Linked DNA regions of Homo sapiens: regions 2, 3 and 4 are each linked to region 1. A link is an interaction called in ENCODE POLR2A ChIA-PET data of the cell type or tissue named here. Cell type or tissue: OCI-LY7. All regions are shown on one strand. Links, peaks and the distances in the headings refer to the core of each region. The heading gives the core; the rest is flanking DNA.

Region 1 (7,671 bases), core at 1,652-5,651:
GCCTGGGAGGAAAAGAAGTCCTGTTTCTCAGAGCAAATGTAACCTGGCAGCCCTTAAAAATACAATTGGTGGCCAGGCATGGGGGCTCATACCTGTAATCCCAGCACTTTGGGAGGCTGAGGCGGACAGATCACCTGAGGTCGGGAGTTCAAGACCAGCCTGACTAACATGGAGAAAACCTGTCTCTATTAAAAATACAAAAATTAGCCAGGCATGGTTGCACATGCCTGTAATCCCAGCTACTCGGGAGGCTGAGGCAGGAGAATCACTTGAACCCAGGAGGCAGAGGTTGCCGTGAGCTGAGATCGCGCCATTGCACTCTAGCCTGGGCAACAAGAGCGAAACTCTGTCTCAAAAAAAAAAAAATACAATTGGTAATTTTAAAGCTTTAGCAGAGTTCTTGGATATGTGGAGGGAGAGCAAAGTTTGCAGCAGGAACTGGAGAGAGATGAATTGGTTGCGTTATGTTATGCCGTTATTATCCCTTAGGAAGGATCTGTGTTTCCTCTAGAAGGTGAGGGCAGAGGAGGAAGAGAAAGGAAAGAAAAGGAAGACAAAGTGGCTCGAGAACATATCGGGAGACTGGATCCGGAACAGGGAAAAATGCCAAGGGACAGACAGACTGAGAGAATACATAATATGTATGTAGAGAGAGCTTATATCTATAGAGTGCCATATATGTGTGTGTGTGTGTGTGTGTGTGTGTGTGTGTGTGTGTGTGTGTGTGTGTGTATAAATTTAGTGTAGAGAAAGGATCTCGCTTTGTTGCCCAGACTGGTCCAAAACGCTTAACTTCAAGTGATCCACCCACCTCAGCTACCAAAGTGCTGGGATTACAGGTGTGAGCCACCACACCCAGCTAACAATATTGATTTTTTAGTATGCCTAGCAGGATATAAATCCCTCCATGCCAAGCTTGTCTAAACCGCGGCCTACGGACTGCATGTGGCCCAGGACGGCTTTGGATGTGGCCCAACACAAATTTGTATACTCTCTTAAAACATTATGAGATTTATGCACGGACCATTTTTTTTTTTTTTTTTTTTTAGTTCATCAGCTATCGTTAGTGTTAGTGTATTTTATGTGTGGCCCAAGACAATTCTTCTTCTTCCAATGTGGCCCAGGGAAGCCAAAAGATTGGATACCTCTGCTCTATGCAAAGCCTTAGGTGACTGAGTTTTTGTTGAAATTAAGGAAAGAACTGAGCTCTACAACTGGATTGACATGGCATAGGTTAGAGGCAGCGTGTGACAGGTGATGAGCCAATATTCCAGAATTTAAATAATCCTGGGGAAGTAGGAGCTCACAGCCTGGGTGATTGTATGCATAGGACGATTGTATGCATCTTCAGAAAGTTTTCAGAAATCCCAGGGGGGTAATGGACTGCCTATACCCCTGTGACGGGTATTTGAGGACATCTTACCTAAAAATTAAGGGCCAGGAAGACTCTCCAACCTCTGTTTATACCTAAAATTACATAGTATGTATGATTTTTGAATCAAGTTGTCATTTTGCATCACATTTATAAACATTTCCAATGTCATTAGAATGTCTTCACTTTTAAAGTTTAGCGCAATGTGGGTACACCTTAATTTTAATTCTATAAAATTGACTATTCTGGCTGTTTCCAGCCTTGTTTTATGTTTTGTGTTTTTTTGCAATTATAACTACCGCTATGATAAACATCTGCGCAATACATTTTTACTAGGCAGCAGCTTAACCATGCCAACGTAATCCAGACTGACCAGGATTCTCAAATTTAGTCTCCATCGAGAGACCAAATATGCAAATGGACAATGGCCAGACCATATATGAAAACTGAACTCTGATCCACAGCCTCTGTAGCGACCAGCCCAGGAAGCCAAACCACAGCCTCTATAGCAATCAGCCCCCAGTCAGGACTTGGTCAATCATTGCCAGGTTCCCTAAATTTTGGCCCTCCTTCCAACTCAGGACCAACCAGAGAAAGCCAGATATGCTCTCTACACCAATTCTATAGGGCACCCTGCTTCTCAGTAGCCTGCCTCCAGCTCTTTCATGCCAACAACCTCCTATCAGAGCACACCTGAAGCCCTCCCCTTTTTTTCTCACTCTAAAGCTTGCCTACTCCCCCGCCTGACTTTGACTATCTGCTAAAACCAAGTGCTAGTGGCTGACTCCCTCGCTATAGAGAGCTCTCCATAAATCTTCTCTGCTTGTTCTCATTCGGGTTTATGTCTACACTGAGATATGCAAAGCGTATCTCAGGTCAACCTGGTAGACACTGAACCCAAAGGACTATCACAGGCCAAACACTACATAGGAGGCTTTTCTATCATGAGCCATTGGAAAATTCCTGGCCATTTCTAGAAGGACATCTAGCAGAAAAACACCACCTCCACACGCCATGCATACCTACCAGATAGAAGGCCCTGGGCCCCATGTTGGCTTTGACCACTTCATGCCTTTGCAGTACCAGAAGCAGCAGAAGCAGAAAGCCACAGAAAATAAATCAGCTGCTGAGTTCAAATTGCTGCAGTCCATCACGCTGCCGTGTCGCCAGCTCGTGGTGCCAGGCCAATTACTACCACAAGCACTGAAGTCACTTTTCAAAACATGGTCAAACAAACTCCAGCAGGGCCAGCTAGGCGTTAAAACACTCAGACACAATTGTCAAAGCAAAGATTTATGTGCCAGTAAATAAAAGTCAGGGCTCCAGTTTAGTAATCACCTGGCCGACAGCCTGAAGGTTAACCCTTTCTGGACAGACCTGACCCACTGTCAATTCAGAGAGACAAGAATAAAGAGGGCAGAAGGGGATGGGGTGGGAGGGAGCAGGGTGGGGTCCAGTCAGACTGAAACTGGGGTGATTTTCTGTGCTGTCATTCCTAGGCCACCACAACTTTGGGGGCTGTGGGTGACTGTCAACTCAGATCATCTGTGAGGCAGGTGTGACTGTTTCCTATGTCTTCTTAAGCCTCTTAAGTTCACACAGTTACCCAGAACCATCAGGAAACGGAGATAGATTTTCTCCCACTGTGTCCAGCACTGAGGTTCCCTTAAGGTTTGCAAGTTTCTTTTTAGTATTTAACTCTTTGAAGGACACATGACAAGTAGACCCACCCTTATTTGATTAGGACTCCCTCACCAGGGGTGTTAGAAGTGCCATTGCAGATGCTTACATTCTAGGCACACAAGAAAAAATCTTAAAAGCTCCTCTCTAGCCCAGCATTCTGAGAAATGATGCTGTCTAACTTTAAATAGGCTTTTAAAGTCTATTAAGCATCATTTACAAATCCCACTGGGTTTTAATCTCTGCAAACCTTCCGAGTTGGTATCACCATTATCATTATTCCCTTCTGAGGCTCAGAGAGTTTAACTGACTTGCCCATGAGCACGAAGCTAGGAAGCGACACAGCTGGGGCTCATCTGACTCCAGAATCCAGTGGTACTTTGGGGATGGGGCTGGAGGGTTAGGGGTGGGAGGCGGGTAGGAAATCCAGCTTTCACTAGAGCTGGAGGTGTTTGCCCTAAGCTTCCTGATACAAGGGGAGGGTGGTGATTTTGAGGGTTTACAAGGCTCACAGGGAGACCCATGGCTGGAAATCACCTCTGGGTTCTCTTCAAGCCCCGGAAAGGGAGTGCCCGAATGAAACAGCTCTTCTGGTATTTTAATGGAACAAAAAGCCCGAAATACAAGGAGCTGGCTGGTTGCTGGGACGGCCCCTAACTTACTCTTTAACTGTAATGAACTGGTCATTTCCTGGATGTAAAGGAAAAGTTTAAGAAAAAAGTGACAGAGAAACCCCCTCCCAGCCCCCCAGCCCCCCAGCCCAGCCAGCTGCAGCGAGGAAAACAAATGAGCTTCTATAGATGGAATCCTTTGTTTGAATAGAGGCTAATTGTGGCTCCTCTGCTTGTAACCTGGGGTCAGGTGGCTGACACCCAAACGGTTCCCTCAAGGCAGTAACTACGAGCCCCTGGAAGAATGAGCACACTGGGACTCGGGAAGGGACCACTTACAAGAAAGGTCTGAATCTGGAAGAAGCAAAGGATCAAGTCAGACGTGTGAAGAATAAGGAGCCCGTGGATCTAGAGAGAAAGAACATTTTTCTGTGAAGAGTTTCCCCTCCTTATCCTCTCTCCCTGCCACATTTAGGTAAAAAGACCCAGTGATAAATAGCACCTGCCAGCCATGGTAGGCATGACCAGAGTGGCATGCGGCCTGTGCATAGGGTGCTGGATGAGGGCAGAGGCACCCATGGAGGTGCAAGCCTGTTTCGCTGCCCCTCCTGACCCCAGCATCCCTAGCCACCAGTGTGATAAAGTGAGTGCCTCCAGAGGGCAGGAAGGCAGAGACCCTGCCCAGCCCCTTCTCCTGTCCTCTGGCCTCCTCATCTGCCTCGCGCCACTTCCTTCCACCTAGCTCTTCTCTCTTGGCCAGCCTCCCACATGCAGGTGCCAGTGAGAATAACACTTGCACTTAGATTGATTCTGTATTTTCTCTCCTTTTTTTTTTTTTTTCTTTTTTGAGACGGAGTCTCTCACTGTGTCACCCAGGCTGGAGTACAGTGGTGTGATCTCGGCTCACTGCAACCTCCGCCTCCCAGGTTCAAGCAATTCTGCCTCAGCCTCCTGAGTAGCTGGGATTGCAGGCACCCGCCACCACGCCCAGCTAATTTTTGTATTTTTAGTAGAGACAGGGTTTCACCATATTGGCCAGGCTGGTCTCGAACTCCTGACCTCGTGATCCGCCTGCCTCGGCCTCCCAAAGTGCTGGGATTATAAGTGTGAGCCACTGTGCCCAGGCTTCTCTCCTTTTTACTAAGCTGTCCAGGACACGGTCCCCTCAGGGTGCTAAACACCCTCCTGGCCTGAGAACAAAAGAGAACAGAGCTGGAAGTGGAGGAAGCTATTCTTCTGCTTTTCTTGATCTCTGATCCTATCCCCTTCTAGCATCCCAGTCAGCTTGTGCCCCCTGAGTGGCATCTTCCTGCTGTGGGACTCTTGTGAAAGCCACGTCAGGGCCCTGTGGTAGTGAGGGGGAGAGAGCTACCAGTGACTCTGATGGGAAGGAGATCTCCCTGTGCTGTCGCCATCACAGGGCTGGGCCATGTGCTTCAGAGACTGCCTGAGAGAAGGGAGCTCAGGATGTTTGAGGTGGGACTGAGTTTTGACCTGAAGACTTTTGAAATGTTTGTGAAAAGAGGAGAAAACACACAGGGAAATTCAACAATAAACCTAGGCTTTTAAAAGAATCCAGAAGTGAGTCTTGAATTTTCTAAGAGGCAAGACATGGATACAACTTTAGGGCAGATGGTTACTTAGTTTTGGAAAAACCAGTGTAATGGCTCATTTAATTATGCAAATGTGGGGATATAGTAGCTGGAAGGGAAAAGTGCTCTGGAGGTAAAGTGAATGGGTGTGTCTGTGTTAGAGTCTGCCATAGATCTCTGCTGCTTCCTTAGGAAAAACTAGATTTGCTGAGAAAGAAGTTGACCTGTGCCAGACCGATGCTACATTGTAGCTGCCTGTGTTCTTGTAGCACTCATCATAGATGAAGACTCTGCTTTTGTGAAGTCTTTGTGGGGACTGGGAACACACAGTTGAGATTTTTTTTTTTTTTTTTTTTTTTTTTTTGAGACAGAGTCTCGCTCTGTCACCCAGGCTAGAGTGTGCAGTGACGTCATCTCGGCTCACTGCAATCTCCGCCTCCCAGGTTCAAGCGATTCTCCCACCTCAGCCTCCTGAGTAGCTGGGATTACAGGTGTCTGCCACCACGCTCGGCTAATTTTTTGGGTATTTTTAGTAGAGATGGGGTTTCACCATGTTGGCCAGGCTAGTCTTGAACTCCGACCTCAGGTGATCTGCGTATCTCGGCCTTCCAAGTGCTGGGATTACAGTCGTGAGCCACAATGCCTGGCCAGTTGGGGAGATTCTATATGCAGCCCAGCCCTACAGACTGCTTTGGGATTCCCAGGAGAGACCCTGTTGGCCAAGACATTGGTGTCCCCATTATGGGCATTACTAATAATGAGGCCCTTTTGAGTGGCTTCTCTAGTATCAAACATTCACTAGGTAAGGCTTAGGATTTCTTTCTTTTCTTTTCTTTTTTTTTTTTTTTTGAGACAGGGTCTCGCTCTGTCGCCCAGGCTGGAGTACAGTGGCGCAATCTCGGCTCACTGCAACCTCTGCCTCCTGGGTTCAAGTGATTCTCTTGCCTCAGCCTGCTGAGTAACTGGGATTACAGGCACACGCCACCACGCCCAGCTAATTTTTTTGTATTTTTAGTAGAGACAGGGTTTCACCATGTTGATCAGGCTGGTCTTGGACTCCGGTTCAGGAGTTCTTATCCTGAGTCCGTGGACCCGCCGTGAGGTCAGTGAATAAAATTCAGAGACTCTATGTACTTGAATGAAAAAAATATATATATTTTTTACTAACTTCTAAATGATTTTAGCGTTTTCTTGAGTAGTAATACAGGTAAGAAACTACAGTCATATTAGCAGAACTGGTGACTTTATCACTGCTATGGTTTAGATATGGTTTCTTTGGTCCCCCCCCAAAGAAATTGATCCCCAGTGTTGGAGGTGGGGCCTAATAGGTTTTAGGGTCATGGGGCTGAATCCCTCATGACTGGCTTGGTGCCTCCTCGAGGTAATGAGTTCTCACTCTACTAGTTCTTATAAGAGCTGATGGTTAGAAAGAGCCTGGCACCTTCCCCCTCTCTCTTGCTTCCTCGCTCACCACATGATTTCTAAACACCAGCTCCCCTTTGCCTCACACCATGAGTGGAGGCAGCCTGAAGCCCTCACCAGAAGCAGATTCTTATGCCATGCTTCTGGTACAGCCTGCAGAATCATGAGCCACATCAACCACGTTTCTTTATAAATTACCCAGCCTCAAGTATTTCTTTATAGCAACAAAAAACAGACTAAGATAGTCACCAATAGAAACTATGGATATTTTCATGTCACCTTACTGTTGTTAATGTTATCTTGAAGTATTGTGTACATTTATTACTGCTTGAAATTTACAGTAGCTATTAGGCCTGTCCCTAGAAACTGGCAGGGTTAAACTCAACTTCCAGTTGGCATCAGGTGATAGAATCACTTGCAGGTGGTTTAACACTGGACTGGACTCAATCCTTGGCTCAGGCCATCCTGAAAGCCTATAAGCTACTGATCCATTTGGGGAAAGGGGAGAGTACCTACGCAGTATTTACAGCCAATGCACCTATCTTGAACACAACTCATTTTACCAGTGAAAATTAATATCTAACATTTATTATGCTAGCTAACAAGCCCTCTGGTGTTAATATGAAATAAAGATGGTTGAAGTTGTAGTGGTGTGGCCCTCTGGTTAGATCTTTTTTGCTTAGAGTTCTGCTTATAATCTTTCAGATGTTATTCATTCCTGAAGAGTGCCTTTCCTTTAGAAGACACCAAATGTTAATTAACTGCTCCCAGTGTGTAGATGACATATATATCATATTAATTATGCTGAAATATTTAAAAGTAAATGATCACAATATAATGCAAATCAAAGCTGACCCAGAAGTTTGGTAGAAATTGTAGGTTATCTGACACATCCAGTGAATCCTTGTGCTTCTTTTGGGTAGCTAAACATCAAATGTCTTCTTGAATTTATAGTCGAAACCACTTGGGAAACAGCACCAGGTACGTGGCCTCA
Region 2 (7,671 bases), core at 1,708-5,707, 98 kb before region 1:
ATTTGATGTGTTTGGGGAGTAGCATATGCCATGAAACCATCAAACCATCATCACTATCAATGTCATCAGCTTATCCATTAACCCCAAAAGTTTCCTGCTGCCCCTTTTGGTTTTTGTTTTTTTGAGACAGGGTCTGGTTCTGTCGCCCAGGCTAGAGGTAGTGGTGCAATCTTGGCTCACTGCAGCCTCAACCACCCAAGCTCAAGTCATCTTCCCACCTCAGCCTTCCAGGTAGCTGGAACTATAGGTGCTCACCACCAGTCCTGGCTAATTTTTGTATTTTTTGTAGAGACAGGGTTTTGCCATGTTGCCCAAGCTGGTCTCAAACCCCTGGGCCCAAGCAATCCTGCCGCCTCAGCCTCCCAAATTGCTGGGATTATAGACTTGAGCTACACACTGACTGTTTTTACTTTTCTTGTGCCTAATATTGAGAGGTGAAGCTAGCTGGACTTCCTGGGTCAAGTGGGAACTTGGAGAACTTTTCTGTATGGCTAAAGGATTGTAAATGCACCAATGAGCACTCTGTGTCTAGCTAAAGGATTGTAAATGCACCAATCAGCGCTCTGTAAAAATGGACCAATCAGCACTCTGTAAAATGGACCAATCAGCACTTGGTAAAACAATCAGCAGGATGTGGGCGGGGCCAAATAAGGGAATAAAAGCTGGCCACCCCAGCCAGCAGCGGCAACCAGCTCAGGTGTCCTTCCATGCTGTAGAAGCTTTGTTCTTTCGCTCTTCACAATAAATCTTTTTGCTTCTCATTCTTTGGGTCCGCACTACTTTTATGAGCTGTAACACTCACTGCGGAGGTCTGCGGCTTCACTCCTGAAGTCAACAAGACCATGAACCCACTGGGAGGGAGGAACAAACAACTCCTGACACGCTGCCTTTAAGAGCTGTAACACTCACTGCGAAGGTCTGCAGCTTCACTCCTGAAGTCAGCGAGACCATAAACCCACCGGAAGGAAGAAATTCTGGACACATCTGAACATCTGAAGGAAAAAACTCCGGACACACCATCTTTAAGAACTATAATAATCACCGCGAGGGTCTGTGGCTTCATTCTTGAAGTCAGTGAGACCAAGAACCCACCGGAAGTAATAAATTCTGGACACAATATTTCTACTTACTCTGTTTTGTCTTAGCGCCTTAATTATACGTATGGGGCTTGTCTTACATTCTTGGTCTGTCTGTTCAGTCCTGCTTTGGATACACTTATGGCTCATGGGGTTTGCTATTTGTCTTCTGAGGGAGTGACAATGCCCCACTTAGAGCATCTCATCCCTAAGCCACTGGCTGCTCACTCTGGTATCATGTGCATATATGAAAGTGTCCAAGGCCAGATCCTGGTCTGAGACATCTCCCCAGGGGGTTCACACGTTTTGTTGCTACTGCTGTGGTTGTTGGTTCCTGGAATCCCTGTTTCCCTCTATGGTCTCTCCAGCATGGATTTGGGAGAGGGAGCCGGCCACCCTGCTTACTGCCAACTTGGCAAGGACTGGGAGTGTTTTTCTGGCTCATTTCTGTTTCTTGTGTAACCTATCCGTGCTGCATTTTCTTTTTCTTTTCTGTTTTTTCAAGACGGAGTCTTGTTCTGTTGCCCAGGCTGGAGTGCAGTAACACGACCTCGGCTAACTGCAATCTCTGTCTCCCCGGTTCAGGTGATTCTCCTGCCTCAGCCTCCCAAGTAACTGGGACTACAGGCATGCGCCACCACGCCTGGCCAATTTTTTGTATTTTTAAGAGATAGGGTTTCACCATGTTAGCCAGGCTGGTCTCGAACTCCTGACCTCATGTGATCCACCTGCGTCGACCTCCCAAAGTGCTGGGATTACAGGTGTGAGCCACTGTGCCCAGCCATTTTCTCTTACTTGTAGATGGATGAAGCCTATGTTACTATAATTTGCTGAGTATGTGTATTTCTCCATTTTTATTGGTCCATTTCAATTCATTTGCAAAGGGCCAATCAACTGCTACTGTGTTTAATTCCAGAATCCTGCTAGTGGAGGTTTATAAACAAGGTATCTGTGAGGAGATGGGGATCTGAAGGGTGCCCTGCAGGGAAGCTTACTCGAGCCCTGGTTGGTACCTTGGTGACCCCAAGCCCCATGCAAATCATAATGTTGGCTTTTCTGGTGTGGCTACTCCCCACCCTAAGTCACACTGTTACTATCTGGCCAGCCTAAGACCCCCAGGCAAACAAAGATGACCTCCCGGGGGCCAAGGGTAAAGACTAGACCTCTTTGAGGGGCAAGGTTCAATTCTTTACTGCACAGGTAGGGAGACTTAGGCTGCAGCCCGGCTCTGAGAAAGGTTCAGCTGGGTGGAGGAGGAGTCTCTGGGCCAAAGCTGCCCTTTGGAGGAGTCCTGGATCTTGCAGAAATGGCCTGCTTAGTGCCCACCCCCTGCACCCCTGCTCAGCACTGGCTGGGAGTAAGCCTGGGGACTGTGGCTTCAGTGTGAATGTGGGGGTGGGGTGGATGCAGAGCAGTAGCATGTGGGGTATCCAGCCAGGCCTGCTCCACAGAGCAGGAGAGCAGAGCTGGGAAGGGACAGTGGGGATGTGATCTGTTAGCCTTCTGGCTGCAGCGCAGTGCAGACCTCCCTTGCCTGATATGACTGGGTCTCCACCTCTTCCACCCCAGTCTCCTGACTCCTGCAAAAAAAGAAAAGGGGGTGTGCAGGGCTGCCAAACACAGCCATGTCAGGGTGGGCCGGTCCCTGCATTGTGCGCCCACCTGCTGCTGCTGTGTTGTAGGGGAAACCGACCAAAGCACGTAGAGTTAGAACAAAACAAGAACATGGGCTGTGGAGACAGGCTGGCTTCCATGTGCCAGTCTCTCCTGCAGCTTCTGCTCTGGCTGCTGCTCTCTCAGGATCCCGTGCAGCTTTGCCTCGGCCTCACACAGGAGAGTTCTCACACGTAAGGTGGGCCTAGGGGCTGCGGCTCAGAGTCTCCTGTATTGGGATCATTACACATGTCCAGAGTGACAGCTGAGAGGAAAGGGTCCTTGCTTGTGTGCTCAGGAGATGGCTAGGGAGGAGCCACCCCAGGGGAGTTGCCACAGCCAGAATTGCTCTGCTAGGCCCTTCCCTGAAGAGACTTCAATTCTTTTATAGATTTCTCCTTCTTAAACCCAACAAGCTGTTTGGGCAAGAAACCAGGTGAAAGAAACTGAGATTATAGGGGAAGTGTGAAGTGTAGACCAATCATGTGGAACAAGGAAGGGGCGTGACTCAAAAACATAACGTGTGTGTGTGTGTGTGTGTGTGTGTGTGTGTGTGTGCGCGTGCTGACTGGCAGAGCTGGGCCTGCTCTTTATTTGGGAGCCTGCTTGCTACTTTCACCTGTGTTTTCAGCTTGTCTTAGTGCTTTTCTCTCTCATAGTCCAATCCCAGCCCAGCAGATGGTTCACTATGCTTTTAATTGAAGAATGAGGAGGAATCTTTGCACACTTAAAAAACATCCATGGCTGGGTACAGGGGCTAATGCCTGTAGTCCCAGAACTGGGAGGCCATGGCAGGAGGGCACTTGAGCCCAGGAATTCGAGGCTGTAGTGGGCTGCGATCACTGCACTCCAGCCCGGGCGAGAGAGTGAAACTCTATCTCAAAAAAACAAAACAAGATACCATCCAATCCTGGGCCAAGCCCCCACCAACACTGATCCTAAAGGAAAGAAAGCATGGCTGCAGCAGGCACAACAGGACACAGCCCCACCCTTGGAACATCGTGCTCCTGGGGACAAGACACTGGATGCGGAAGCTGGCATCCTAGAACTGACTTTTTCGTTGAGTATTATTACTGTGTTTCCTGGATTCTAAAACACTATTGATTGCAAGATGCACCATTATTCTTTTCTTTCAAATCTAGATCTGCAAACGCCATCATTTTAATAACTGCTTTTAGGCGGAGGAAAAGAAACACAACCACATCAAACGCATGCATCAACTGAAACACCCATCCTGATTTCGGGACCCTGAAAATAAGAAAAATACAGCGCATCTTAAAACTGAAATGGGAAAAAAAAAAAGGAGAACTTATAAAAACTAAATACAGAGGAGACTTTTTCTAATTCTGGAAATGAGATGCAAAACCAATACCCACATTTTGGAATCATAGTATGAGTAGGCTTTTTACCATGTATCACTGCTATTCCTTTTTTTTTTTTTTTGAGAGGAAGAAGGCGTGAGTTGACCTGGTATTACTCACCCAAAAGTGAGGCATTGGGGATATTTATATTCAGCAAGCAGTGCAGGGTTTAAACTGGTGAGTAGATATTTGCATCTTCTAACCACAAAAGTAAAATAAGAGAACTAACTGAAATTTCAGTTTTAGAATGATGATAGCTAATACTTGTGGAGCTCCTTTTTCTCCAGGCACTGCTCTAGGTCCTTTGAATGTATTAACTCATTTAACCCCATGAAAATCCTATGAGAAGGTGCAATGAACAGCTCTAGTCATAGGGATGGGAACAAGGAATCATAGAGATATTAAGCAGTGTGCTCAGGGTCCCATTGCTAGTGTATAGACTTGCACAAGGATAGTATGGCCCTATAGCCCCTCCTCTTAACTGCACTATACGGCCTCTACTAAAGCGTAAGTGAGGGAAATAGACCAAACAAAACTGAGAGTTTGTGGGTGGAGGAAATGCTGAGTTGGGCTAAAGGCAGGAGTATGCTGGTAAAGTGGCTCTTTTCTCCCACCCCAAATGCCCTAGTTCATAACATTTGCCAATTTCCTTGGTGTAAATACTTCCAACAGTGGCCGATTTCAAGACACCAACCTGCTGTTAAAATTCTGAGTGTTTAACAATTGCCTCTCTGGAGCCAGTATAAGCTGGCCCTAGCACGCCACTGGCTGAAAGTAATTGTCCAAATTAATATGCAGCGGTTTAGCCAGGAACGTTTTTTGTGTCATGTTAAATTAAGCCAACTGTGGGTGCGACTCTGCATGTGTGTTCAGGGCTTGGAAATTGTTTCTCCCCTTCTGCTTCTGTAACCACCCAAGGGGTTCACCTTGCCCGCTGCCTAGACAGAGCCGATTTATCAAGACAGGGGAATTGCAATGGAGAAAGAGTAATTCGCTCAGAGCTGGCTGTGTGGGAGACCTGAGTTTTATTACTCAAATCAGTCTCCCCAAGCATTCGGGGAGCAGAGTTGATGTTTGTTTTTTGTTTTGTTTTTTTTTTTAGACGGAGTCTTGCTCTGTCGCCAGGCTGGAATGCAGTGGAGCGTCCTCGGCTCACTGCAATCTCTGCCTCCCAGGTTTAAGCAATTCCCCTGCCTCAGCCTCCTGAGTAGCTAAGACTACAGGTGCGCACCACCACACCCAGCTATTTTTTTTTTTTTTTGTATTTTAGTAGAGACGGGGTTTCACCATGTTGGCCAGCATGGTCTCCATCTCCTGACCTCGTGATCCGCCCACCTCGGCCTCCCAAAGTGCTGGGATTACAGGCATGAGCCACCACACCCAAGAAGCAGAATTTTTAAGAACAACTTGGTGGGTTGGGGCTGGGCACAGTGGCTCATGGCTGTAATCCCAGCACTTTGGGAGGCTGAGGCAGGCAGATCATGAGCTCAGGAGTCGGAGACCAGCCTGACCAACATAGTGAAACTCCATCTCTACTAAAAATACAAAAATTAGCTGGGCATGGTGGCGTGCGCCTGTAATCCCAGCTACTCAGGAGGCTGAGGCAGGAGAATCACTTGAACCTGCGGGGGCAGAGTTTGCAGTTAGCCGAGATCGCCCCACTGCACTCCAGCCTGGGTGACAGAGGGAGACTCCGTCTCAAAAAAAAAAAAAAAAAAAAAAAAAGAACAACTTGGTGGGTTGGGGGTGGGGAGCCGGTGAGCTGGGAGTGCAGGTTGGTCAGGGATGAAATCATAGGGGGTTGAAGCTGTCTGCACCGAGTTAGTTCCTGGGTAGGAGCCACAAGATCACATGATTCAGTTTATCAGTCTGGGTGGTGCCAACTGATCCATCAAGTGCAGAGTCTACAAAATAGCTCAAACACTAATCTTAGGAGCAGTTTAGTGAGGGTCAGAATCTTGTAGCCTCCAGCAGCATGACTCCTACAACCATAATTTCTAGTCTTGTGGCTGTTAGTCCTACAAAGGCAATCTAGTCCCTAGGCAAAAAGGAGGTCTGCTTTGGGAAAGGGCTGTTACCGTCATCTTTGTTTTAAACTATAAACTACATTTCTCCCAGTTAGTTCAGCCTACGCCCAGGAATGAACAAGGACAGTTTGGAGGTTAGAAGCAAGATGGAGACAGATAAGTTAGATCTTTCTCACTGTCTCAGTCATAATTTTGGAAAGGCAGTTTCACTTCCCTACCACCAACCACGGGAGTGAGCCCCTTGCTGGACTCTGGGAAGGGTGGCTTCCTTGCTGGCCTCCCTGAGCGTCACAGAAGAAGCTGAGGACCAGAGTTCCCATTGGAAGGGGGGCAGTTGCCCAACTCAGGTTCAAGAAGGATCCGTTAGGCCGGGCGTGGTGGCTCACGCCTGTAATCCCAGCACTGTGGGGGGCCGAGGCAGGCAGATCACTTGAGGTCAGGGGTTTGAGACCAGCTTGGCCAACATGGTGAAACCGCGTCTCTACTAAAAATACAAAAATTATCTGGACGTGGTGATATGCACCTGTAATCCCAGCTACTCAGGAGGCTGAGGCACGAGAATCACTTGAACCCGGGAGGTGGAGGTTGCAGTGAGCCAAGATTGTGCCACTGCACTCCAGCCTGGGTGACAGAGGGAGACTCCATCTCAAAAACAAACAAACAAAACAAACAAACAAAAAAACAGAAGGATCGCTTAGTGGCTGCCTGAGTGCCTCCTTCCTGAAGCAGAGTGGCAGTAATGGAATTAGATATAAAGTAAGAGCAACTACCAGGTTAAACAAGGGGGAAAGGGTCTCTGAAGTGGTGAAGCTGAGGGGCCAGGAGGAGACTGGTGAGCTGCGGCCAATGAGGGGAAGAGGGCAAACCCTAAAAAGCTAAAGAACTGGAAAAAGGACAACTGTAGAAACAGTCACAAAGTAGGGTCACAAACCCAGATACCTACATAAGCCAGTCAGATAATTTAAGTGGGCAAATTGGACAAGGTATGATAAATAAGGAGTGATGGGGACTGTGAAAAACTGTAAATACACACCCTGCCAGAAGACCTCAAAGGTTTGTTTTAAGTTTTTAATTTAAAATTTTTTTAACATTGTAGACCAAACAAAACAGATCCGCAACCTGGATGCAGGCCTTGACTTTGTGAGTTGTCACAAAGGCCCTCTTCCAAAGGTTTTGGATGACAGTTGCCCCTGCTCCTCATTTGAGGCACTGGGGTACCAGGGATGGGGCAGCCAGCGGGATCCATCCATCCCAGGTGCAGGCTATAAGGGATGCATTGTCTGTAGCGAATTTTAAAACAAACTAAAATCCAGTCTGCTTTTTATTTTCACCACATGCTGGCAATTCTAAACAGTTACAGTAATAAAAATATTCCTCCTTGAAAAAAATCTTGTTCCCTAAGTTCTAAATAATTGTTATGGCTGCTGTTGAGTTTTAACAATGGAGGCTTTAAATTAATGCATTTAAATAACATCTATTAATGATCATTATATTCTATATAAGACATTAATTTGAAAAATTAATCCTTGACTCAAGTGGATTCACCCACAATTT
Region 3 (7,671 bases), core at 2,156-6,155, 56 kb after region 1:
GGACTAAAAGGTTTCACCTCAAAGTGCCTACTTTACCTGCAGGCTCTGCCACAGGGGCCCTTGTGGATATTTCCAAGGTTATATAGTTAGAGATTGTCCTTGAGGTATTAGTCATGTGCCAAGTTTGAGTGGTGGTGGTAGTAGAAGGAGTGTTGAGGAAACTTTAGATCTTCTCCCCGTAATCTAGGTCAGCATCCCCTGTTCCTTGTTGTAGGTAATTAATATTTTCTCATTTTCATGTATGTAGCCATGTAAACAGCTTAGAGCATCCTCTTCCCCTCCCAGCCTTTCAATCAGATTGCTGCCCCTAAACCCCTCCTACAGAGACATTCTGACTTCCAGGCACCAACTGCTCCCCTAGACACCAGCAACCTCCAGAGCCCTTTACAGAAAAGGCGCAAGGCTCCAGACTCATAGAATCCAATTCTCTCTCTCATCCACAAAGCCCTAGCTTCTCTCCAACCAATCCCCACCTCATCCTCTGGGGTACTGCCATCTAATTCCTTCTTGGGTTTGACCCTTGAATTATAGAGAAACCATTAGCTAACTGCTGCCACCACTACCCCCAAGACAAAATGAGGAACTAAGACTGACCGCTAAACACAAAGCCTTAGCTAACTGGGGAGCTAGGAGGTCAGTGAAGAGGAATAGAATTTTTTCTTCCACCGGGTGTAGTGGCTCACGCCTGTAATCTTAGCACTTCGGGAGGCTGAAGTGGGTGGATCACCTGAAGTCAGGAGTTCAAGACCAGCTTGGCCAACATGGTGAAACCCCATCTCTACTAAAAATACAAAAATTATCCAGCCATGGTGGTAGATGCCTATAAGCCCAGCTACTCAGGAGGCTGAGGGAGGAGAATTGCTTGAACCTGGGAGGCAGAGGTTGCAGTGAGCCAAGATTGCCTCATTGCACTCCAGACTGAGTGACAAGAGTGAAATTCCATCTCAGAAAAAAAGAAAAGAAAAGAAAAATATATTTTTTTCTTTTTTTCCTATAGCAGAAAGGGAAAAAAAAAGCCTCATTCGATTATCATCATTTGATGATCGTTCTGTTACCAGCGTCATTCCTTTGGGTGAGTCATTGCTGCCTCCAAGGGATCCCATATTAGGATGCCCCCTTGGGAGGGATAGGAAGCATGACTAACACCTGAGTATAAAGAGGTTCACCCTACACTTCCTGACGTGGCAGGTGAGAGAGTGTGGGTGGGGAATTGGGAGGGGACTGCCTTTCCTTACTTTAGAGTCCTGTCCAATGGCTGGCTTTGTGGTTGGCTCCATTAGGGAGGGCCCACCAGGAAGCCTTCTCTTCTTTCCGTTGAAGACAAGCATGCAAGTTTTCTGTGGTTTGTTAGGGCTGGGCCACCATGTCCTTAGTAGGCAGCAAGGTGGGGTGATGACCTCTGATATCAAACCATCTGGGAGTTACTGCTGCTTTGTAAAAAAACAAAGGCCCAAAGGTAAAATGTGGAGAGAGCAGGGTACTGGAACACCGGCTCACATATCTGGCAGAGGCACTGAGGCCACTACTGCTGGCCTCTTTTCCGTGCCACCTGAGTTGATTTCATTCAACTCATGTGGTCAGGGGCAAGCACTGGGACAAAGTTCTCCCCAGGAGAGGTAAGAACCAGAAGGGAGCTTCTGGGTCTCATCTGGATTAATAGAAGCCATGAGTACTTACTCTGGCGGGAGCCAGGTTCCTTCACTTACTAGGTGTGTGACCTTGGGCATTTACTTATGTTCTGTGATTCAGTGTTCTTATCTCTAAAATGGGGATAATATGTCTACTCCACAGAAGTGTTGCAGGGATTTGTTAGTGTATTTAAAGTACTTGGAAGAGTGCTTGTCACATAGCAAGTATTATAAAAATGTCAACTGCTGTAGTTACTGTTGTTGCTGTCTACAGAAGCCAGGTGTGGACCACAGAGCCAGAAGCCTCGGGCAAGTCTCCAGAGTTGAAACTAGAAAGAATTATTTATAACAGTTCCCATCCTGCCTAGGGCTACAGATGAGACAATAGCTGTAAAACAGTCTCAGCTTCCCTGGGAGGGGCAAAATACCCAGATTCACTGCTAGAATACTCGAACAGAGGCTATTTCTTTAGGGCTCTGCAGCCTAAGCAGACCCTACCCTTAGGTGGTTGAGATACCCCCTTAATGGCCATGATTTGAGGGCCCCCAACACATCTCCATCATAGGCTTGCCTCAGTATCTAAAATTTTCTTCAGGGCTTCCAGTTTGGAAGATGTGACCTATTTTACAGCCAGACTGTCTATGTGTAAACCTCGGCTCTGTCACTCACTAGCTGCATAATCTTGGACAGGTTACTTAATGTCTGCACCTCAGTTTCTCATCTGCAAAAGTGAGGGTAATGACAATAGTCTCTTGATAGAGGCAGAGTGCAAATCACATAAAATAGTGTGTGTGAAGTTTTAGCAAAGTGCCTGGTACACCCTGAACTGGTGGTAATGGTGGTTTGACTAGAGAAGGCATAAATTTGCAATTTAATAGTGACTTCTGGATGAACTTGGAGGACATTATGTTAAGTGAAGTAAACTGGGCACAGAAAGACAAACACCACATGATTTCCACACATATGTGAAATCCAAAAGAGTTGATTTCTTAGAAGCAGAGAGTAGAATAGTGGTTACCAGAGGCTGGGGAGGGTAGGGAGGGGAGGAGAACAGGAGAGGTTGGTCAACAGGTAAAAAGTTACAGTTAGGAAGAATAAGTTCTAGTGTTCCATTACATGGTAGGGTGACTGTAACTAGTAACGATGCAGTCTATGTTTCAAGATAGTTGGAAGAGAAGATTTTGAGTATTATTACAAAGAAATGATAAATGTTTAAAGTGATGAGTATAGTAATTACCTTGAGTTGATCATTATAAAGTATACACATGCATTGAAACATCACATTGTATCCCATAAATATGTACAATTATTTTGTGTGAATTATAAATAAATTAATAAAAATATTTATTAAACCATAGATACTCAATATTTAAACACTTTTTAATAACAATTATCACATGTACAAAAATGTTGAAAACTAATGCAAGTAACACCTTTAAATACATCATTTACTTTTTTTACATTATTATTATTATTATCATTTTTGGAGATAGGGTCTCACTTTGTTGCCCAGGCTGGAGTGCAGTAGTATGACCTCCTCAGGCTCAAGCGATCCTCCTACTTCGGTCTACAGAGTAACTGGGACTACAGGTGCATGCCCGGCTAATTTTTGTGGTTTTGGTAGAGATGGATGGGGTTTCTCCGTGTCGTCCAGGCTGGTCTTGAACTTCTGTGCTCAAGTGGACAGCCCCATCTTGGCCTCCCAAAGTGCTGGGATTATAGGTGTGAGCTACCATGCCCTGCATAATTTACACTGAATAATTGTTTTATCTATGTCTTTGCCATTTTGTTTTCTGCTGTTATTTGTGTTTTTTTGTGCTATTATTTTACTGTTTGGTGAGTACATATATTTTCCCCTTAATAATTTGAAAATAAGTTGCTGAGCATCATGACACTTTAAATACTTAACAGCATATGGTTACCCCAAATAAGGACATTCTCCTACACAACCAGAACACTATGACCACATCTACAATAACTAATAATTATTCTTTAATATTATTTAATACTGAGTCCATATTCACACTTTTTCAGTTGCTCCCAAAATGTCTTTTAGAACTGTTTTTTTTCCTATTAAGAACCAATCTTTTCTTTTTTAGGGGCACTGACTTTTGAAGAGACCAGGGCATCTGTTTTACTTTTGGGGTTTGTCTTACTGTTTTCTTGTGATGGTGTTTTTAGTGAAGTTTTGAAGAAGGATGCAAACAATCTGGAGCTTGAGCTGGAATCCCTGGGCTGCCCCAAGGACACATGCTCTGCTGCCCGTCGAAAATGAGAGAAGAAACCAATAAACAAGGCACATTCATTTTCTTGTGTATTGCAGCAAAACATACATAACATAAAATTCATCATTTTAACTATTTTTAAGTGTACTATACAGTTCAGTGGCGTTAAGTACATTCACGTTGTTGTGCAACCATCACCACCATACATCTCCAGAACTTTTTCATCTTCCCTAGCTGAACCTCTGAGCCTGTTCAACACAAACTCTCCATTCTCCCCTCCCCTCAGCTCTGGCAACCGCTATTCTACTTTTTATCTTTGTGAATTTCACTACTCCAAGTATGTTACACACTACTTGTCTTTTTGTGATTGGCTCATTTCACTTAGCATGATGTCTTCAGAGTTCATCCATGTTATACTGTGGTCAGCATTTCCTTCCCTTTTAAGGCTGAATAATAATCCATTGTATGCATGGAACACATTTTATTTATCCATTCATCTGTTGACTGACACTTGGGTTGCTTCCACCTTTTGGCTAATGTGAGTAATACAGCTATGAACGTGGGTTTACAATTTTCTGATTGCATCCCTGCAAGGCACACTCTTTTTTTTTTGAGACGGAGTCTTGCTCTATCACCCAGGCTGGAGTGCAGTGGCATGATCTCTGCTCATCGCAATCTCCGCCTCCCGCCTCCTGGGTTCAAGTCATTCTCCTGCCTCAGCCTCCCGAGTAGCTGGGATTACAGGCACACACCACCACACCGAGCTAATTTTTGTATTTTCAGTAGAGACAGGGTTTCACCATGTTGGCCAAGATGATCTTGATCTCCTGACCTCATGATCCGTCCGCCTCAGCCTCCCAAAGTGCTGGGATTACAGGCATGAGCCACTGCACCTGGCCAGGCACACTCATTTTTACCTTATGTTGTGGGACTAGCCCTCATGCATCCTCTGATAACTGGTAATTTTACAAATCATGTTTCAAATCTGCATGATTCTCTCCCTTTTATCAAAATCTAACATGAAACAACTCTGTCAGTCTTGCCATTAGCTGGGTTTACAGCCATCTATACCAATAATAGAAATGTGGGCACGACTCACAGCAGGTGTTTCTGCATTGCTTAATGTGGTAAGTGTACTGATTATACCATTATGGAGTAAGAAGACAAACATTCCAAGCTTTTAAAGCTAAATTCAAAGGCCAGAGATGCCTTTTTAAATCAACCTAAAGCATTTTTAATCTGTTAGGCTCCCATACTTCAGAGGACTGGCCTATTAAAGGCACTTGTTCCAAGATTCCAAATGTACACATGTGATTTATATCTAGCTATCCACAAAGTATGAGAGGAAGCAGGGCAAAGTAGAATGAGCTCTGCACTGGATAATGAGGAGATGGGGATCCAGTATCCGGACTCTGTTGATAACCATGTGACCTGGGGCAAAGCCTCAACATTTTTGTGCCTGGGTTTTCTCATCTGTCAAATGGGAAGTTGGCTTATAGCCCTCAAATGCTATGATGGGCTGAGCTACATTTTATTTTTTATTATTATTGTTTGCAGAAGTCTATAATAGAAAGTCAGGTGTGGAAATGGGGAAGCACTGAAGTTGAGTTCACAACTTAGTGAACACAAATTAGTTGGGTGACCTTGGAGAGATTCTGTAATTTTATGAGCCCATATTTTCTCAAAAAAATTGTTCTGCAAAATGGGGATGGTAAATGCTGCAGAGCAGTGATGAAGATGGTAAGTCATCAGGTATGATGAAAGAACTTTGGAAACTTTCAAGGTGCTATACAATCACATGAGAGTGATTACATGGTGATTTTAAACTGTAAAGAGCTCTATAAAGCCAGGCATGGTGGCTCATGCCTGTAATCCCAGCACTTTGGGAGGCCGAGGCAGGCGGATCATGAGGTCAGGAGTTCGAGACCAGTCTGACCAACATAGTGAAACCCCGTCTCTACTAAAAATACAAAAATTAGCCGGGCGTGGTGGTGTGCACCTGTAATCCCAGCTACTTGGGAGTCTGAGGCAAGAGCATTGCTTGAACCTGGGAGGCGGAGGTTGTGGTGAGCCGAGATTGTGCCATTGCATTCCAGCCTGGGCAACAAGAGCAAAACTCTGTCTCAAAAAAAAAAAAAAAAGCTCTATAAATGTAAGGATCTACTAGAGACCTTGTAAGGATACTTACTAGGACTAAATTACTATTGTCCTAAGTAAGGGCACTAACCTTACTGACTCATAGAAACTCAGTATTTTACATTAAAAATAGACTATGGCCGGGTGCGGTGGCTTGCACCTGTAATCCCAGCACTTTGGGAGGCTGAGGCTGGGGGATCACCTGAGGTCAGGAGTTCAAGACCAGCCTGGCCAACATGGCGAAACCCTGTCTCTACTAAAAACACAAAAATTAGCCGGGCGTGGTGGCATGTGCCTGTATTCCCAGCTACTTGGGAGGCTGAGGTTGGAGAATTGCTTGAACCCGGAGGTGGAAGTTGCAGTGAGCAGACGCTGTGCCATTGCACTCCAGCCTGGGCGACAGAGCAAGAGTCTGTCTCAAAGAAAACAAACAAACAAACAAATAAATAAATAAATAAATAAATAAATAAATTATAACTCCCATTCTCCTCTCCCCAAGAATCCACTTTTAGTGGCCTTGGGTATTTCCTGAAATCGCTGGGAATGTTGTGGTAGATCCTCCCCTATCTCTATTTTATAAACTTTCATCAGCTGTTTGAAATGCTTTCTTTCTTTCACTCCAGAACTTGTTGCAGCATATCTTGTTTCAACAACCCTCCAGCCTGCCAATGGAGCTTTGGTTTCGCCAGTTGTGATGACTCTGAAGCTCTTTGTCAGTTCTTTTTATTCCTGGAACACTTGATCAGCTAGTTGGGTTGCATGTTGTTTTAACCCCTGAAGAGCAGATTCCCAGGCTTTGCTGTTTTACAATCTATGATTTAGCTATGATTGTTCTAACAAGTGTTCCCTGCCAAAGCTTGAAATAGTCCCTGTCAACAATTGTTCCCTCTACTCTTTCCAATAGCACAACGCTGTCTTCTAAGGAGCATGCTGTGTTTTCAGTTCAAAAGGGGGACTGTTTGAGGGAAAGAATACAGGAATTGATGAGCTGAGAATTAAGCTAATGACTCAATGGATTACAGATTGCTTTAGAAGCTGGGTGTGGTGGCTGTAGTCCCAGCTACTCAGGGGGCTGAGGTACGAAGATTACTTGAGCCCAGGAGTTCGAGGCCAGCCTGGGCAATATAGCAAGACCCCCATCTCAAACAAACAAACAAACAAACAAACAAAAAGCCCAAATTGCTTTAGGGTCAAGGGTGATACGCAATGCTAAACAATTAGTATGCATAGGAATCACCTGGAATTAAAAATAAAAGTGCAGATTTCTAGACCTGACCCCAGATATCCTCTGATTAAGAAATTCTGTCCTCATTAGCCGGGCGTGGTGGCTCACACCTGTAATCCCAGCACTTTGGGAGGCTGAGGCGGGTGAATCACAAGGTCAGGAGATCGAGACCATCCTGGCTAACATGGTGAAAACCCGTCTCTACTAAAAATACAAAAAATTAGCCGGGCGTGGTGGTGTGTGCCTGTAGTCCCAGCTACTCAGGAGGCTGAGGCAGGAGAATGGCGCGAACCTGGGAGGCGGAGCCTGCAGTGAGCTGAGTTTGCGCCTCTGTACACCAGCCTGGGCAACAGAGCAAGACTCTGTTTCAAAAAAAAAAAAAAAAAAAAAAGAGAAGAAATTCTGTCCTCATAAATGAGACTCAAAAAAAAAAAGAACTTCTGGAGTAGGTAATGAG
Region 4 (7,671 bases), core at 1,417-5,416, 74 kb after region 1:
GCACGGACAGCTGCCTGGCAAGGAGGGTTAAGAGGAGAAGAACCGGAAGAGATCTAACTTGGTTTTTATACGAAGTTTCAACCAGTCCTCCTGTTTTCAGGCCTGCCCAGCACTCCCACCTTCGGAGGAACCAGTTGCCCCCAAAGGCTGAGTCTTTCTGGGATTCTCAGACTCGTTGATCTGTTTTTCCTGTAGGTTTAGGTTTCAGCTTTCTCTTAATATTGTTTATTTCTCTCATTTACTGTGTCTTTGTCTAATGCTCTGTTTGTCTTTGTGTGTTTATGTCATTTAAAAATTTCTTTGCTGAGTTTGTTTTTGTGAGAATAGAGATAAATGTGAGTGTACAGTCTGCCATGTTTCACTGGACAATAATGATTTTCCATTTATTTTATTGGTTTATATACCTGGAGGAGAAATTGTCTATAATGTACTACATACTCAAATGTCCTGGGAAAAAGGGGTTTGGATAAACATGGATTTTTCTCTGATTCTCTCTTTCCTCTATACCTCCACTTCCCCTGCCCCTGCCCACACCATGAAAGACCAAAGGTAACTCTGACTGATATGAGTTCTTTGGCTTTCCATACTTGGTATTTTGGCACTATTGGTTCCTCAAGTTCCCCAAAGACAGCTGGACTAGTGTGCCTATAAATCTTCAATCCTAACCAACGGTGAGTTGTTTTTTTTGTTTTTTTTTTTTTGATGGAGTCTTTCTCTGTCACCCAGGCTGGAGTGCAGTGGTACAATTTTGGCTCACTGCAACCTCTGCCTCCTGGGTTCAAGTGATTCTTCTGCCTCAGCCTCCCAAGTAGCTGGGACTACAAGTGTGTGCCACCACGCCTGGCTAATTTTTTTTTTTTGTATTTTTAGTTGACGTGGGATTTCACCATATTGGCCAGGCTGGTCTCGAACTCCTGACCTCGTGATCCACTGGCTTCTGCCTCCCAAAGTGCTGGGATTACAGGTGTGAGCCACCACACTGGCTTACCAAGGGTGAGTTGTAAATGTAACTATTCCCTGCAGGTCTGTGGCTTAGAGCAATGAATTTAGATAAGGTCAGGGTTTACTGTTGTTTATTGCCTTACAATAAGAGCTGTTTGTTCATTGTAATTGGCTTATAAAAGTTCTTGAGTCACTAATAAATAAACACAGGGGTGGGGTGGTCATTTCTTAAGTGGAAGGTGAGAAATCCTAAGGGTATATGAAGTCTGAGAACCCTTGTCTTTGTTTAGTTCCTCAATACACCCTTTAAGATGAGCCCAGGAAATTTCAGATATCTGATTACTTCCAAAAAATTATTTTCTGCCAACTCATATCATCGTAATTAAACTAGTTGCCACACGTGGCAAATATTGTAGGCAATGAAATTCAGGCTGATCACCATAGTTAAGACATGGACATAAATAGCAAGAATAGGGTGGGAGGACCAGGTGGGGTGGCTCACACCTGTGATCCTAGCACTTTGGAAGGCTGAGGAGGGAGGATTGTTTGAGCCAGGAGTTTGAGATCAGGCTGGGTAACACAGCAAGACCCCATCTCTACAAAAAAAGTTTTAAAATTAGCTGGTTGTGGTGGTGCGTGCCTGTGGTTCCAGCTACTTGGGAGGCTAGGGTGGGAGGATCACTTGAGCCCAGAATGTTGAGGCTGCAGTGAGCCACGGTCGTGCCTCTGCACTCCAGCCTGGGTGACAGAGCAAGACCCTGTCTAAAATGAAAAGAATAGGGCGGGAGTACTAATAGCTCTCACTTGACTTGGCCCCATTTTACGGATGAAATAGGCTCAGAGAGCCTTGTAGCAAGTAAGTAGTGTCACTGGTATTCAAACTGATGTTTGTCAGACATTGCCTCTTAGAGAGGAATATTTTGAATTCAGAATCTAAAAGGTTTGTATTCTGTGGCTGGGTGCAGTGGCTCATGCCTGTAATCCCAGCACTTTGGGAGGCCAAGGCGGGCAGATCACTTGAGGCCAGGAGTTCAAGACCAGCCTGACCAACATGGTGAAACTCCGTCTCTACAAAAAACACAAAAACTAACTGGGCATGGTGGCGCATGCCTGTAATCCCAGCTACTCAGGAAGCTGAGGCCGGAGAATCGCTTGATCCAGGGAGGTGGAGGTTGCAGCAAGCCAAGATCATGCCACTGCACTCCAGCCTGGGTGTCAGAGTGAGACCCTGTCTCAAAAAAAAAAAAATAATAAAATAAATAAAATAATAAGAAAAGGTGTGTATTCTGGAAAGCATAGAGTAAAACCAAAGAACTTTCCGCAGAAGAAAATTTCTATTTGTCAAGTATGGTTTTCCATGATTATTATTCTAGCAAATATTACAGGGCAGTGAGACTAGGAAGACAGTTGGCAGAAAGGCTTCTGTTTTGGTGGAGAGAGATGGAGCAAATACAATATTGTGAACCTGATTTTAGTATCAGCCAAACAAAATCAAGAAGAACATGTGGTGGTGGTAGAAGCAAGAAATGAAAATCTCTCGTTTCATCCACAGATTGTTTTTGTTTTTGTTTTTGAGACAGAGTCTCTTCCTGTCACACAGGCTGGAGTGCGGTGGTGTGACCTTGGTTCACTGCAACCTCCACCTCCTGGTTTCAAGTGATTCTCTTGCCTCAGCCTCCCAAGTAGCTGGGATTATAGGCGCCCACCACCATGCCTGGCTAGTTTTTGTATTTTTTAGTAGAGATGGGGTTTCACCATGTTGGTCAGGCTGGTCTTGAACTCCTGACCTCAAGTGATCCACCCGCCTTGGCCTCCCAAAGTGCTGGGATTACAGGCATGAGCCGCTGTGCCCTGCTCACAGTTATTAAAAGCACTGATTTTTTTTCTTTCATAGCAGACAAGTTCATCTTCAAGAAAACTAAGAGATCTCTTCCCCTGACAAAAAACAACTCCATGTTTGATGGGACTCAGACCTGGGCTCTTCTGTCACCTCTAGGTAGGGAGGTCTTGGAGAGCAAGGTGAGTTCCTATGAAGAGTTTCACGTGAGGGATAGAAAAGGATGGATGTGTCAGTTACTCTCAGGTAGCCCGGAAGAGCCTGGCAATGTTAGATTTTTATGTTCATTTTAATTGTTTTGATGTCTTAACCTAGTAATAAATTGTCAGTTAATCACTTTTATGCAATAATAAAAGGTGCATAAAATGTTACTGCTGCTTCCTGCTCAGGCCCCCTCCCCAGCATGGAGTGTTATTGAGATACATTTCATTCAGATAAGTTGGCAGTTTTATCAGAGCATAGAGGACACCCTGACAATTATCCTACATGCTGCAGCAGACAATATGAAAAGCTTCTAGGTCCAAACTCCCTCTAGCTCCCTAGAGTATATTTTACAAAGGGTGCAGCTTTGATGGAACTGGAGAGTTTGGTCACCAGGTTATTTGATTGTAGGAAAAGTCCATATTCTGCTCCAGGACTTAGAGACTAAGGTCAGTAAATGGGGAGATAAGTGATTAACAAATGTGATATTCTTGCCTGGTGGTAAAAATAAAAAAAATTTAAAAAAACCCAAATGTGATAAAATGGGCATTCTGTGTTAAATCAAAGCTGCATGGGTTTTAAAATCAGGTTTATGTAATAATATTTTGGAATTCTTTCCAATTATAGTGAGACCAGAGTGTTCATGGAAAGTCACCATCCACAGACATTGGAAAAATAGTCATTCCCAATTTCTGCTATGTGATCCCGGTATGGCCTTGCTGATTTGTTTGCTTTCTAATTCCTTGGTTTAAGTAGAAAGGAGGATCCTCTTTACAGTGTTACTGTGCAGAGTAGTAATTGTCAACCTCGATCTTGTAAAAAGCAAGAATCTTTCTGAGGATGTTGCAAACTCTCAAGAGGTTTGAATCTAGCCTGGTATGCCCCTCCCACCGAGCACATGACATCAGGAGAACCAGTTGTGAAATTAAACAATGATAGGGTGATGCAACTTCAAAGAAGTTGGAAATTTTTGATATAATACGGTTATAAAGCTACAGGTTATAAGAATAAGTGACTTGAATTTATGGTGAGTCATATGACAATCTCAGCACTTCACTTGGTGGCTGTTTCCAAAGGAGGGAGAAGGAAAAGACAGAGAAGAGATGAGGGGCAGAGGGAGAGCTGCCTCAGTTGTGACAGTTCTACCAGACCATAAATTAAGCTATTATTAGTATCAGCTGTTACTTATTATTTAACTCAGTAGTGCTGCACTGTAATTCTACAACTCTTAACTTGGCAAACATGTTGTAATGGAGCCAGCTGTATGAAAGAGTCTATATAAAATTAACTTTACTATTCTTGTTATTATAGTTTAGGAGTCACCCTACCAAGTGGGTATGATGATGAAGGTGAGCTGCTAAGAAAGAGGTTGAGAGACAGCTGATGTTTGTTTCAAGCAAATCTTCTTTAACCCGAGGCACCAGGAGCAGAGGGCCAGTGGGTAAAAAGGTTAAGTAGGATGGAATCTACAATAAAGCCAAATGTGTGGGTTCTATTGCTGATCTTGTCGTTATTTTGGATTTTTGGAGTGGAGATGAAATGAAAATGTTTGTTTTGTATCTACCTGCCCAGGATGTAAGTAAGAGGGAAGAACAAGACTCTAGGAGAGAAATAGAGGCTCCCCTAAAAAAACACCTTAAGTAAATGTCAGGTGATGTCACCCATAAAGTCTTCCAGCCATAATAATTTCACCTGAAAGCTATTTATTTTGGAAACAGACAGAAAGCCCTGTCTGTTCCACTTTAAAGTTTCACATTAATACTCCCTCATTTTCCGATGTTAGAATACTTCCAGGACTATAGGTGAAATAAGTCTACTAGAAGATTAGCCAAACATCTGTTTGTCTACATAGTGACCCTTACAGCATCAAAATTTTCTTTGACTCTTCCATGTAAAGAATTATGAAAAATATAGTAATACTTCTAAAAAAATTTCACAAGAAGGTTTTTTTTTTTTTTTTTTTTTTTTTTGAGATGGAGTTTCACTCTTATTGCCCAGGCTGGAGTGCAGTGGCATGATCTCAGCTCACTGCAACCTCCGCCTCCTGGGTTCAAGCGATTCTCCTGTCTCAGCCTCCCTAGTAGCTGGGATTACAGGCACATTCCACCATGCCTGGCTAATTTTTGTATTTTTAGTAGAGATGGGATTTCATCATATTGGTCAGGCTGGTCTCGAACTCCTAACCTCAGGTGATCTGCCTGCCTCGGCCTCCCAGAGTGCTGGAATTACATGCGTGAGCCACCTCTCTCGGCCAACACAAGAAGCTTTTTAAACAAATAAAAATAACATGCAGAAACACAAGAAAGCAGCATCATATAAGCAAGGTTCAAACATTCAATAAATATCTAGTGAGTGGCCAGGTGTGGTGGCTCATGCCTGTAATCCCAGCACTTTGGGGGGCTGAGGCGAGCAGATCACTTGAGGTCAGGAGTTTGAGACCAGCCTGGCCAACATGGTGAAACCCTGTCTCTACTAAAAATAGAAAAAACTAGCTGGGCATGGTGGTGCACACCGTGGTCCCAGCTACTCAGGAGGCTGAGGCAGGAGAATCGCTTGATCCTGGGAGGCGGAGGTTGCAATGAGCCGAGATGGCGCCACTGCACTCCAGCCTGGGCAACAGAGGGAGACTCTGTCTCAAAACAAAAAACAAAAAAAAAAAGTGAGTACTAATTACTTTATGTGCTTGGAGCTGAAATTGTAGTGGGTGAGTGATGCAAACCAGGATCCAGTCTCCACAGCACTGCATGCCGTTCTGGGTTCAAGAAAAGGGGGCCTGATTATTTTGAGTCTGTTTTTTGTAAGTGAGTGTCTTACTCCGTTTGTGCTGCTATAACAGGATACCATGGACTGAGTAATGTATAAACAATCGAAATTTATTTCTCATAGTTGTAGGGGCTGGGAAGTCCAAGATCAAGGTTCTGGCATTTGATACCTGGTGAGGGCCATCTTGCTGGGCATCCTCACATGGCAGGAGGGGCGAACACTGGGTCCTCACCTGGAAGAAGGCAAAAGGGCAAAAAGGGCCTTAGCTAGTTCCCTAGCCCTTTTATAAGGCACTAATCTATTCAGGAGGGCTCTGCCCTCGTGACTGAATCACTTCCCCAAAGGCCCCACCTCTTAATACCAGCACAATAGGGATTAAGTTTTAACAGGAATTTTGGAGGAGACACATTGTAGTAGTCCATTTTTGCGCTGCTGATAAAGACATACACGAGACTGGGAAGAAAAAGAGGTTTAATTGGACTTACATTTCTACATGGCTGGGGAGGCCTCAGAATCATGGCAGGAGGTGAAAGGCACTTCTTACATGGCAGTGGCAAGAGAAAAATGAGGAAGGAGCAAAAGCAGAAACCCATCAGATCTCATGAGACTTATTCACTATTACTAGAATAGCATGGGAAAGACAAGCCCCCATGATTCAATTACCTCCCCCCGGGTCCCTCCCACAACACATGGGAATTCTGGGAGATACAATTCAAGTTGAGATTTGGGTGGGGACACAGCCAAACTGTATCACACATTAAAACCATAGTAGAAGGTTAGACAAAAATAATAAATGGATAGGGATAGAATAATGTAGTATTTTAGAGGCATGGTTCAGCAGCCTGTGGCAAGGGGTCCAACAGCAGCTTTGGAAACAATTTCTAGTGGTTCAATATTCACGCTGTGGAGAGCCAAGTAGGGATGCTACCCTGATTTTATCCCAACCTCTCCCAGCCTTCTGCAACCTCATCCCCAACTTTACTCCCACTTGAAGGGTCATCCCTCTGGGGTCCTCCAAGGCTCTTTCAGGCAGGCTGGTCATGTTTCTTGCCTTTTCTTGCAGCTACCCCCAATCTCAACTTGGTTCACTTGGATGTCAATGAAGGAAATCCTTGGCAGCTACTTCTGAATGTATTGATCCCAATTTTGGAAAGTGTTTCGCAGAGAAAGGGACAGTCAATGTCACAAGTTTCCCATTTAGAGGTTCCCATTTACCATCTGGAAAATTAGAAGTCTTCTAGCTTGCTGGTCTGGTTGCCTGTACCACATGGCAAAGATAATAATAGGAGGGTCAGGCAGTGCAGGATGGCTCAACCTCAGCTGCCATCCACTGAGCCTCCACAATTGCCTAGGCATTGTAGAAAGAGGTGGCACAGTCCTAGCCCTTGATAGATTTGGAATCTAAAGTTATATTTTTTTACATTTGAAAGAAGAACTTAAAAATATGCAGGTTAAATCCACTTCCTAAATATTTATTGATTGCCGTTAACTTGGACCATTTAACACTATCTTTTTGAAGCCCCATCTCCCTTTGCTCTCACTAATGGAGTGTTCTCAATAATAGGCTTTTTCTCTTTCTTAAATGATCTTCTACAGCTCTTTCCTTTAAACTAAACTAAAGGAATATTATCATAACTGAAATGTTTTCCTATTCAGCTAGAAATGAGCATTTAACTTAAAACAAATTGCAGGCCAGGCTTTAAAGGGCCATTAATTAGTAATGGTACCAGAGGAGCAAGGTGACTAGATGGCTGAAAGTGGACAAAGTGGTCCTAATTTTTGCTTCTTATTCCATCTGACAACATTTGTCCTTGAAAAGCACATTTAATTACTGAATGAGGTAATGTGGTAAAATTTCAGTATGGTGCCTGGCACATGGAAAGCGTCAGTAACTATTCCGGGCCTCTTGACCCTTTGCCTTCTACCTT

Evidence for each region. ChIA-PET counts read pairs that join two places held together with the same protein. Peaks named below come from ENCODE experiments on the same cell type or tissue, not always from the same donor. Only the 100,000 strongest peaks of a DNase experiment are listed, where the experiment ranks them.
Region 2: POLR2A ChIA-PET joins it to region 1 with 68 read pairs; 8 of 35 experiments call an interaction of 5 or more read pairs at or near these places.
Region 3: POLR2A ChIA-PET joins it to region 1 with 20 read pairs; 7 of 35 experiments call an interaction of 5 or more read pairs at or near these places.
Region 4: POLR2A ChIA-PET joins it to region 1 with 13 read pairs; 4 of 35 experiments call an interaction of 5 or more read pairs at or near these places.

What each region holds. Positions count from the first base shown.
Region 1 is chr14:65,300,131-65,307,801 of GRCh38, forward strand. No RefSeq gene overlaps it. Among named protein-coding and RNA genes, the nearest start is that of MIR4708, 31 kb to the right of the region's middle. RefSeq lists enhancers at 2,152-2,251, 2,272-2,341, 4,472-4,571 and a silencer at 2,822-2,921. In OCI-LY7, for the core only: no CTCF peak of the experiment used is centred there; DNase peaks (open chromatin) are centred at 2,011, 3,881, 4,161, 4,411 and 4 weaker places; H3K4me3 peaks cover 3,831 bases; H3K27ac peaks cover 4,000 bases.
Region 2 is chr14:65,202,347-65,210,017 of GRCh38, forward strand. No RefSeq gene overlaps it. Among named protein-coding and RNA genes, the nearest start is that of LINC02324, 16 kb to the right of the region's middle. RefSeq lists enhancers at 2,686-2,795, 6,059-6,148. In OCI-LY7, for the core only: no CTCF peak of the experiment used is centred there; DNase peaks (open chromatin) are centred at 3,225, 3,845, 4,245 and 4,575; H3K4me3 peaks cover 3,487 bases; H3K27ac peaks cover 4,000 bases.
Region 3 is chr14:65,355,379-65,363,049 of GRCh38, forward strand. It overlaps a transcript of FUT8 not described here. Among named protein-coding and RNA genes, the nearest start is that of MIR4708, 24 kb to the left of the region's middle. RefSeq lists enhancers at 549-1,748, 569-658. In OCI-LY7, for the core only: a CTCF peak has its summit at 4,383 (motif pointing left); DNase peaks (open chromatin) are centred at 4,373 and 4,935; H3K4me3 peaks cover 1,176 bases; H3K27ac peaks cover 3,346 bases.
Region 4 is chr14:65,373,914-65,381,584 of GRCh38, forward strand. It overlaps a transcript of FUT8 not described here. Among named protein-coding and RNA genes, the nearest start is that of FUT8-AS1, 35 kb to the right of the region's middle. In OCI-LY7, for the core only: no CTCF peak of the experiment used is centred there; a DNase peak (open chromatin) is centred at 3,840.